Regions from separate parts of the Homo sapiens genome. Here region 1 is linked to region 2. A link is an interaction called in ENCODE POLR2A ChIA-PET data of the cell type or tissue named here. Cell type or tissue: PC-9. All regions are shown on one strand. Links, peaks and the distances in the headings refer to the core of each region. The heading gives the core; the rest is flanking DNA.

The links. Peaks named below come from ENCODE experiments on the same cell type or tissue, not always from the same donor. Only the 100,000 strongest peaks of a DNase experiment are listed, where the experiment ranks them.
Region 1: POLR2A ChIA-PET joins it to region 2 with 17 read pairs; 6 of 35 experiments call an interaction of 5 or more read pairs at or near these places.

The regions. Positions count from the first base shown.
Region 1 is chr15:90,104,703-90,110,344 of GRCh38, forward strand. The region is part of intron 2 of IDH2-DT (IDH2 divergent transcript); the gene reads left to right. Among named protein-coding and RNA genes, the nearest start is that of IDH2, 5.1 kb to the left of the region's middle. In PC-9, for the core only: no CTCF peak of the experiment used is centred there; a DNase peak (open chromatin) is centred at 2,169; H3K27ac peaks cover 394 bases.
Region 2 is chr15:90,273,805-90,279,446 of GRCh38, forward strand. It overlaps the pseudogene PERPP2. Among named protein-coding and RNA genes, the nearest start is that of NGRN, 11 kb to the left of the region's middle. RefSeq lists an enhancer at 1,411-1,964. In PC-9, for the core only: no CTCF peak of the experiment used is centred there; no DNase peak of the experiment used is centred there.

The DNA of each region.
Region 1 (5,642 bases), core at 1,058-3,557, 170 kb before region 2:
GTGCCTTGTAAGCACAGCAGCAGCTGGAGGCAATTGAGGCAAAATCTTTAAACGGATTCTAACTACCTGCCTCCCAGGGCCCCAGCTCCACGCCAGCCTTTCCCGTAAATCCTGTTTGGTGAGGCAGCTGATGCCAGCTCCATTTGGCTCGTAGAGGTTACCACACTTGCTCAATGTCACACTGCTGGGAAGCAGTAAAACTCCAGTTCAAATCAACATACCTGGCCCATATTCCATTACTGTTTTTTTGTTTTTTCCGAGACAGGGTCTCACTCTGTTGCCCAGGCTGGAGTGCAATGGTATGATCATGGCTCCCTGAAGCCTCGACCTCCCGGGCTCAAGTGATCCTCCCACCTTAGCCTCCTCAGTAGCTTGGACAACAAGAACATGCAACCATGCCCGGCTAATTTTTTTTCTGTTACTTTTTGAAGGAGAAAGAGGGAGAAACCACAGCCCCTATTTATTGTGCTGGTCTGGAATTCCTGGTGATGGTAACTATTGGCCCTGAAAGCTGCTGCAGAGAAAGATGGTGTTTAAAGGAAAGGGGCTCAGATCCTCCCATCTGGGGTCAGTGGAATTGAAAATTTCCACCCCTCCACATTTTCAATCAAACCCCAATTTGTCATTGAATTTAGGTCACGTGCAAGTTCCCTGTGGAGGCACAAAAATTTGTATCACTCCGTCCCCACCCTCTGGGAGCCAGACACACATGTATACAATCACCATAAACCCAGGCACAAGAGAAAAATGTCTGCTGGGCGTGGTGGCTCACACCTGTAATCCCAGCACTTTGGGAGGTCAAGGCAAACTCCTTGAGCTCAGGAGTTTGAGACCAGCTTGGTCAGCAGAGTGAGACCTTAATCTCTATTTTAAAAAAAAAAAAGAAAGAAAGTGTCCCAAGAGGAGTGTAGATGACGCTTGAAACATCTGGCAAGGAGAAAAGCACCTCGGATGCAGGGGCCCCTGGAGAGCCTGGGGGAGGAGCGTCCATCTAGCTGCCTCTTCAAAGAGCTCTGAGGTCTGGGGGGAGGCCGGACAGGACAGCTGGGAGCAGTCAGGGACTCACATTTCTTTTTCTTTTTTCTTTGGAGACAGAGTCTTGCTCTGTTGCCCAGGCTGGTATGCAATGGTGGGACTCGGCTCACTGCAACCTCTGCCTCCGAGGTTCAAGCAATTCTCCTGTCTCAGCCTCTCAAGTAGCTGGGATTACAGGTACGCACCACCATGCCCAGCTAATTTTTGTATTTTGAGTAGAGATGGGGGTTTCACCATGTTGGCCAGGCTGGTCTTGAACTCCTGACTTCAGGTGATCAGCCCACCTCGGCCTCCCAAAGTGCTAGGATTACAGGCATGAGCCACCACGCCCAGGCTCTTTTATTTTATTTTATTTTATTTTATTTTATTTTATTTTATTTTTGAGATGGAGTCTTGCTCTGTTGCCCAGGCTGGAGTGCAGCAGTGTGATCTCAGCTCAGGGCAACCTCTGCCTCCGAGGTTCAAGTGATTCTCTTGCTTCAGTCTCCCAAGTAGCTGGAATTACAGGCACAAGCCACCGCACCAGTCTTTTTCTTTCTTTCTTTCGAGACAGGGTCTCACTCTTTGCCCAGGTTGGAGTGCAGTGGTGCAGTGGTGCAGTGGTGCAATCTCAGCTCACCGCAGCCTCGACCTCCCAGGCCCAAGCAATCCTCCCTCCTCAGCTTCCCGAGTAGCTGGGACTACAGGTGCATGCCTGGCTAATTTTTGCATTTTTTGTAGAGACAGGGTTTCAGCATGTTTCCCAGGCTGTTCTGGAACTCCTGGGCTCAAGTGATCCTCCCACCTTGGCCTCCCAAAGTGCTGGCATTACAGGAGTGAATCCCGCGGGGACTCACATTTCATCCAGCCAACATTCCAGGGCATTCGTTTTGTGGTGTGCAATAGGCAGACAGTAACATTTGGCAACAGTGGTGAGAGGGTATTGGGATAGAGCCTGGGGAAGGGAGACAAGAGTTCCTGAGCTAGGGACAGGCCTGACACAGGGTGCTGGCGGAACCCCCAAGAGAGGCAGGACTCCAGAGATGGTATAGAGGAGATAGAATCAGCAGGAATTGTAGCTGGTTTGACATGGGGCATGGCCGGGGGAGGAGTCAGAGTGACTCAGACTTCCATCCCTGGGGCTGGAAGAATGGCACAGCCATTATTAGAAATCAGAGAATAGGAGGAGGAGAGAGTTGTGGGAGAGGCGTTGACAGCAGAGCTATTTATGGTCATCTCCAAACTTATTTCCCTGCCAGCTGTCTGTGCCCCCTCCCCCACCCAATCTGCCCTACCTGCTGCTTCCAGCACTGTCCTCCCAAAGCCCAGTCCTGAGCAGCTACTCCACAGCTCAGATACCCACAGGAGCTTCCCACGCCATACACAAGCAACTCTGAACAGCTTCTAACAGTCCATGGCCTCCACCTCCCTCTCTTCTCGTCTGCTATTTCCCCCTCCCCAGGATCCCTAAATGTAGCATTCTCCTGAATTGTCACTGCCTCGGTGCCCTCGCGTTGTCCCCTCCCTCCACCACACAGGTTCTGTACTGCCCACAGCCAGACCCAACTCACACTTGGTGGCTGCTATGGACTGAGTGTTTTTTGGCTTGTTTGTTTCTCTTTTTTTTTTTTTTTTTTGAGATGGAGTCTCACTTTGTCACCCAGTCTGGAGTGCAGTGGCATGATCTCAGCTCACTATGACCTCCACCTCCCAGGTTCAAGCAATTCTCCTGCCTCAGCCTCCTGAGTAGCTGAGATTACAGGTGTGCACCACCATGCCCAGGTAGTTTTTATTATTTATTTTTATTTATTTTTATTTTTTGAGATGGACTCTTGCTCTGTCGCCAGGCTGGAGTGCAGTGGCGCGATCTCAGCTCACTGCAACCTCCACCTCCCGGGTTCAAGAGATTCTCCCGCCTCAGCCTCCCAAGTAGCTGGGACTATAGGCACCCACCACGACACCCGGCTAATTTTTGTATTTTTAGTAGAGACAGGGTTTCACCATGTTGGCCAGGATGGTCTCGATCTCTTGACCTTGTGATCCGCCTGCCTCGGCCTCCCAAAGTGCTGGGATTACATGCGTGAGGCACTGTGCCCAGCCTGAGTTTTTGTATTTTTAATTCTCGAGGTTTCACCATGTTGGCCAGGTTGGTCTTGAACTCCTGACCTCAAGCGATCCTCCCACCTCGGCCTCCCAAAGTGCTGGGATTACAGGCGTGAGCCACCGTGCCTGGCCTGGACTGAATGTTTGTGTCCTCCAAAATTCATATGCTGAAGCCCTAAGCCAGTGTGATGGTGTTTGGAGGCAGGGTCTCTGGGAGGTAATTATGTCATGCCTTCATAAATGGGATTAGTGCCCTTGTAAAAAGAGACAGGTGAGAGATCTCTCTCTGCCACATGAGGTCATAATCAGGAAGAGGGCCATCACCAGGAACCGAATCAACCAGCACCTTGATCTTGGACTTTTTAGACTCCAGAACCAACAGAAAAAAAATTCTGTTGTTTATTTTTTATTTTATTTTATTTTATTTTATTTTATTTTATTTTATTTTATTTTATTTTATTTTATTTTATTTTTTGAGATGGAGTCTCATTCTGTCGTCCAGGCTGGAGTGCAGTGGCACAATCTCGACTCACTGCAACCTCCACCTACTGGGTTCAAGTGATTCTCCTATCTCAGCCTCCCGAGTAGCTGGGATTACAGGCGCACACCACCACACCCAGCTAATTTTTGTATTTTTAGTAGAGACGGGTTTTCATCATATTGATCAGGCTGGTTTCAAACTCCTGACCTCAGGTGATCCGCCCACCTCGGCCTCCCAAAGTGCTGAGATTACAGGTGTGAGCCACCGTGCCCAGCCGATTCTGTTGTTTAAACCACCCAATCTGTGACATTTTTGTTATAGCATCCTGAACTAAGACAATGGCCAAGTCCAAGCCCACCTTCACAAGCCTGCACCGAGGGTAGGGGGCTGCAGGGACAACAGCATTCATTCACCTGAGTCATCACGTACGGTATCCAACCCCCCAGACCCCTCCAATAAAAGAGCACAAAATCTACTCTGATTTTAGCTTTGGAAAATGGACATCAATGGGGTTCAGAAGCAAATTTGAAAGATTTTGAAATACTATTTAATTTCTTGAAATTTTATCTCATCATTTAAGTTAATCCTAAAAATTCCTAATATTAATAAAACTAGAGAGCCAAGAGCCATTCTCAGTGGCACACACCTGTAATCCCAGCTACTTGGGAGGCCAAGGCAGGAGGATTGCTTGAGCCCAGGAATTTGAGGCCAGCCTGGGCAACATAGCTTAATCCAAGTAAAAACCAGAGAGCCAGAGTTGGGGCCACGGGAAATGATGAAAAGTCATTACAAAGAACCAGGTGCTGGCCAGAAGCAGTGGGTCATGCCTGTAATCCCAGCACTTTGGGAGGCCAAGGCGGGTTGATCACGAGGTCAAGAGATCAAGACCATCCTGCCCAACATGGTAAAACCCCATCTCTACTAAAAAAAAAAAAAAAACAAAACAAAACTAGCCAGGTGTGGTGGTGAGTGCCTGTAGTCCCAGCTACTTGGGAGGCTAAGGCAGGAGAATAACTTGAACCTGGGAGGCAGAGGTTGCAGTGAGCTGAGATTGCTCCATTGCACTCCAGCCTATTGACAGAGCAAGACTCCATCTCGGGGGAAAAAAAAAAAAAAAAAAGAACCAGTTGCAACATTATCATGTTGCAGCAGATTCCTAGAGTATACAGATTTCATCCAATTTGCAGAAATAATTTATATGATTCAAAGTCTCATTGCCTGGGCAAGTCAGTTAACCTCTCTGAGCCTCAATTTCCTCATCTGCAAAATGTGGATAATAACAGCACCTACTCCTAGGGTAATTCTGAGAATTAAATGAACTCACGCAGATAAAATGCTTAGAATGGTGCCTGGCACACACTGAGGGGATCTGCTGCTAGTGATATTAATATTATCAGATCATTCACATCTACAATGCAACAGGTTTTTTGTTGTTGTTGTTGGTTTTGTTTTGTTTTGTTTTGAGACAGAATCTTGCTCTGTCACCCAGGCTGGAGTGCAGTGTGTACGATCTCGGCTCACTGCAACCTCCACCCCCCAGGTTCAACCAATTCTCCTGTCTCAGCCTCCCGAGTAGCTGGGATTACAGGCATGCGCCACTATGCCGGGCCAATTTTTTGTATTTTTTTATGGGGTCTAGCCATGTTGGCCAGGCTGGTCTCGAACTCCTGACCTCAAGTGATCCGCCCGCCTTGGCCTCCCAAAGTGCTGAGATTACAGGTGTGAGCCACTGCACCTGGCCTACATGGCACCAGTTTACTGAGCCCCTATGACATGCCAGTCCTGACCCAGGAATGGACAAGAGGGCACATTCCTTTCCTGAGAGGACCTCAATCCACTGAGAAACATGGGGAAATGAATGTGTCAATAGATATTTCAAAACAGTGGATTAGCCAGGCGCGATGGCTCATGCCTGTAATCCCAGCATTAAAGGAGGTCAAGAAGGGAGGACCGTTTGAGGCTAGGAGGTTGACACTGCAGCCATATTTGTGTCACCACACTCCAGCCTAGGTGACAAAGTAAGAACATGTCTCAAAAAAGAAAA
Region 2 (5,642 bases), core at 2,030-4,529:
AAGTGATCTGCCTGTCTCGGCCTCCTACAGTGCTAGGATTACAGGTGTGAGCCACCACGCCTGGCCTTTATTTTTCTTTTGAGACAGGGTCTCACTCTTGTCGTCCACACTGGAGTACAGTGGCTCAATCTTGCCTCACTGCAACCTCTGCCTCCCAGGTTCAAGCGGTTCTCATTCTTCAGCCTCCCGAGTAGCTGGAACTACAGGCGGGCACCACCATGCCCAGCTAATTTTTTTTATATTTTTAGTAGAGACAGGATTTCACCATGTTGGCCAAGCTGGTCTCAAACTCCTGACCTCAAGTTATCTACCTGCCTTGGCCTCCCAAAGTGCTGGGATTATAGGCGTGAGCCAACACGCCTGACCTTTATTTCTTTTGAGACAGGGTCTTGCTCTGTCATCCATGCTGGAGTGCAGTGGCTCAATCTCAGCTCACTGCAATCTCTGCCTCCTGGGTTCAAACTATTCTCATTCCTTAGCCTCCCGAGTAGCTGGGACTACAGGCATGCACCACCACACCCAGCTAATCTTTTATTTTTAGTAGAGATAGGATTTCACTATCTTGGCCAGGCTGGTCTCGAACTCCTGTGCTCAGGTGATCTGCCTGCTTCGGCCTCCCAAAATGCTGAGATTACAACGTGAGCCACCACGTGAGGCAGGCGGATCACCTGAGGTCAGGAGTTTCAGACCAGCCTGGCCAACATGGCAAAACCCCATCTCTACTAAAAATACAAAAATTATCTGGGTGTGGTGGCAGATGCCTGTAATCCCAGCTACTGGGAAGGCTGAGGCAGGAGAATTGCTTGAACCCGGGAGGCAGAGGTTGCAGTGAGCCGAGATTGTGCCACTGCACTTCACCTTGGGTGACAGTGAGACTCCATCTCAAACAAACAAACACCTCCAATGCTGTATCTCAAATACCATGTCTACCCTTCTTCCTGCTTTACTTCATCTATTACACAAGTAATACATACTCATTAAAGAAAAAGACAAGCAAAATGAAAACAAAAGTCATCCCTGATCCCACCAGTGAAGAGTTACTATCCTACCAACATTTTTCTAAGCATATGTACAACTTTAAGACAAGCACGAAAGAATAATACTGTGCCAGGCGCGGTGGCTCACGCCTGTGGTCCCAACAGTTTGGGAGGCCGAGGCGGGTGGATCACTTGAGGCCAGGATTTCGAGATTAGCTTGGCCAACATGGTGAAACCCCGTCTCTACTAAAAATACGAGAATTAGCGACTCCCAGCCGCCGCCCGGGCCCGCGCGCTCCTCCGCCGCGCTCCGCTCGGCTCCTCTCGACCCCACACCGCCGGTCGACATGATCCGCTGCGGCCTGGCCTGCGAGCGCTGCCGCTGGATCCTGACCCTGCTCCTACTCAGCGCCATCGCCTTCGACATCATCGCGCTGGCCGGCCGCGGCTGGCTGCAGTCGAGCGACCGCGTCCAGACGTCCTCGCTGTGGTGGAGATGTTTCCTTCCACAGGGGCGGCGGCGGCGGCAGCGGGTCCTAAGAGGACGGCTGCCACAGCCTCATGGAGTACGCGTGGGGTCGAGCAGCGCTGCCATGCTTTTCTGGGGCGTCAGCATCCTGGTGATCTGTTTCATCCTCTCCTTCTTCGTCCTGTGTGTACCCCAGATACTTGTCTTCCTAAGAGTGATTGGAGGTCTCCTTGCCTTGGCTGCTGTGTTCCAGATCATCTCCCTGGTAATTTACCCCGTGAAGTACACTCAACCTTCAACCTTCATGCCAAGCCCCGCTGTCACTTCCATCTATAACTGGGCCTGCGGCTTTGGGTGGGCAGCCATGATTATCCTCATTGGCTGTGCTTTCTTCTGCTGCTGCCTCCCCAGCTGCGAAGATGACCTCCTGGGCAATACCAAGCCCAGGTACTTCTACACATCCGCCTAACTTGGGAATGAGTGTGGGAGAAAATCGCCACTGCCAAGATGGACTCCAGAAGAAGAAACTGTTTCTCTAGGCTACTTCGAACTTATTTTTTGGCAGTGTTCATATTCTCAAACTAGTCAAAAATGCTAAAATAATTTGGGAGAAAATATTTTTAAAGTAGTGTTATAGTTTCATGTTCATCTTTTATTATGTTTTGTGAAGTTGTGTCTTTTCACTAATTACCTATACTATGCCAATATTTCCTTATATCTACCCATAACATTTATGCTATGTTTGTAAGAGAATATGAACATGAAACTTAACACTTTATAAGGTAAAAATGAGATGGTTTCCAAGATTTAATAATTGGATCAAGTTCTTGTTATTTCCAAATAGAATGGACTTGGTCTGTTAAGGGCTAAGGAGAAGAGGAAGGTAATGGTAAAAATTGTCAATGACTGGCCGGGTGTGGTGGCTCACGCTTGTAATCTCAGCACTTTGGGAGGCCGAGGCAGGCCAATCACCTGAGGTCACAAGTTCAAGACCAGCCTGGCAAACATGGTGAAACGCCGTCTCTACTGAAAATACAAAAATTAGCCAGGCTTGGTGGCACATGCCTGTAGTCCCAGCTACTGGGGAGGCTGAGGCAGGAGAATCGCTTGAACCAGAGAGGTGGAGGTTGCAGTGAACCGAGATTGTGCCATTGCACTACAGCCTGGTCAACAGAGCAAGACTCTGTCTCAAAACAAACAAAAATTGTCAATGACCAAACATTCTAAAAGAAATGCCAAAAAAAAAGCTTTTTTTTTCAAGCCTTCAAACTATTTAAGGAAGCAAAATAGTTTCCTAAATGCATATTGTTTGTGAGAATTTCTCATTAATATCCTGAATAATTCTTTTTTTTTTTTTGAGACGGAGTCTCACTCTGTCTCCCAGGCTGGAGTGTGATGGCGTGATCTCGGCTCACTGCAAGCTCTGCCTCTCGGGTTCACGCTATCCTCCCGCCTCAGCCTCCCGAGTAGCTGGGACTACAGGCGTCCACCACCACGCCCGGCTAATTTTTTGTATTTTTAGTAGAGACAGGGTTTTACCGTGTTAGCCATGATGGTCTCGATCTCCTGACCTCGTGATCTGCCCACCTCAGCCTCCCAAAGTGCCGGGATTACAGGCGTGAGCCACCGCGCCCAGCCCTGAATAATTCATTCTTGCTAAGCTTCATGTTGACTCTATATATCATCTAAGAAAGTATTGTTTTGTGGTCCAAACCTGTTGCCGTGGTTAGTAAGGCTTTCTTAGGTGTGAAATATTTAGATGAAATTTTCTCTTTTAAAGTTCTGTATAGGGTTAGGGTGTTGGAAAATGCTATATTAATAAATCTGTAGTGTTTTGTGTTTATAGGTTCAGAACCAGAGTAACTGGATTGAAAGATGGACTGATAGATTAGATATATCAGTCTAATTTATCATGACTGATAGATCTGGTTAAGTTGTGTACTAAAGGATTAGGAGAGCCCTTCCTGTCACAAAAGTGCCACTAAAACAGCCTAAGGAGAAAAATGGCTTGCTTTTCTAAACTTCAGATGTATCTGGGCTCTAATCATATAGACAGGCTTCTGATAGATTGCAACTGTAAGTAGAAACCTACATATAGTTAAAATCCTGGTCTTTCTTGGTAAACAGATTTAAAATGTCTGATGTAAAACATGCCACAGGAGAATTCAGGGATTTGAGTTTCCCTGAATAGCATATATATGATGCATCAAATGGGTTATTACTATTTTTTACCATTTCCACTTACATAATGAAAAACAATTCATTTTAAATATCACATTATTATTTTGTAAGTCATGGAAAAGGGCAATTGAAGTTTTCATTATGAAGTTTTCCCAATAAACCAGGAATTCTAAACTTGAAAAAAAAAAATAGAATTAGCCAGGTATGGTTGCACAGGCCTGTAATCCCAGCTACCCGGGAGGCTGAGGCAGGAGAATCACCTGAACCTGAGAGGCAGAGGCTTCAGTGAGCCGAGGCCACACCACTGCACTCCGGCCTTGGTGACAGAGACTCTGCCTCGAAAGATAAAAATAATAATGAAAGTAATATTGGGATTATACTGTACATTCTTTCTTACATGTATGGTGAATATATTTTGACAATAAATATCTTTACATCAGTTAAAATAACCACCTCATATTTTGTTTTATGGAATATAATATTATTTTGTTGTATGAAGTCAAATATTAGATTGAACCATATATCTGACCATTTTTTACCTATAAAAATAGCAGTTACCTGTAGTCCCAGCTACTTAGGAGGCTGAGGCAGGAGAATCCCTTGAGCACAGGAGTTCAAGGCTACAGTGAGCTATATAATTATTCTTTTGTTGTGGGACATTTTGGTCATTTCTAAATTTTCACCACTGTTGTGATAAACCTCTTTTAGCGAATCTTTTTTGTCTTTTTTATTGACATATAACTTTATCATTTCCTTAGAATTCCCAGAATTAGAATTGGTGAGTCAAAGAATAGATACTCTTTTTTTTTTTTTTTTTTTTGAGACAGAGTCTCGCTCTGTCACCCAGGCTGGAGGGCAGTGGCATGATCTTGGCTCACTGCAACCTCCGCCTCCTGGGTTCAAGTGATTATCCTGCCTCAGCCTCCCAAGTAGCTGAGATTAAAGGCACCTGCCACCACGCCCAGCTAATTTTTTGTATTTTTAGTAGAGATGGGGCTTCACCATGTTGGCCAGGCTGGTCTTGGACTCCTCACCTCAAGTGATCTGCCCACCTTGGCCTCCCAAAGTGCCGGGATGACAGGCGTGAGCCACTGTACCCTGCCAGGAGGTGACATTTGAACAGAGCCTTGAAGATGCTGTGTAGAAAGTCTGACAGGTGGCCAGGTGTAGTGGCTCACGCCTGTCATCCCAGCACTTTGGGAGGCCAAGGTGAGAGGATCACTTGAGGCTAGAAGTTTGAGGCCAGCCTGGGCAGCATAGTGAGACCCCGTCTCCTAAAAAAAAAAAAAAATTAGGCCGGGCGCGGTGCCTCACGCCTGTAATCCCAGCATTTTGGGAGGCTGAGGCGGGCAGATCACGAGGTCAGATCGAGACCATCCTGGCTAACATGGTGAAACCCTGTCTGTACTAAAAATACAAAAAATTAGCCGGGCATGGTGGTGGGCGCCTGTGGTCCCAGTTACTCGGGAGGCTAAGGCAGGGGAATGGCGTGAACCCAGGAGGCGGAGCTTGCAGTGAGCGGAGATCGCGCCACTGCACTCCAGCCTAGGTGACAGAGCGAGACTCCGTCTTAAAAAAAAAAAAAAAAAAAAAAATTAGCCCAGCATGGTGGCCCTTGCCTGTGGCCCCAGCTGCTCGGGAGGCTGAGGTGGGAGGATCACTTGAGGCCAGGGGTTTGAGGCTGCAATGAGCCACGACTGTGCCACTGCACTCCAGCCGGAGTGACAGAGCAAGACCCTGCCTCAAAAGAAAAAAAAAGTTTGATAGGGCATGTGGAACAAGAGACAGGACCTGAGGGAAGAGCATGAATGAAGGTATTGAAGAGTAGAGGGACACTGTGTGTTGGGAACTGAGTGGTGTGGACTGCACAGTGGTGGGAGGAAGGGAAGAGGAGAGTTTCCAAAAAATAGTTGGGACCAGACTGGGAAAGGCCTTGAATGCCTTCCCAAGGAGTTAGGAATTTATTCCACACCTGGTGCCCATGAAGGAAGCAGATTGCTTCAAGGTTAAGCTCA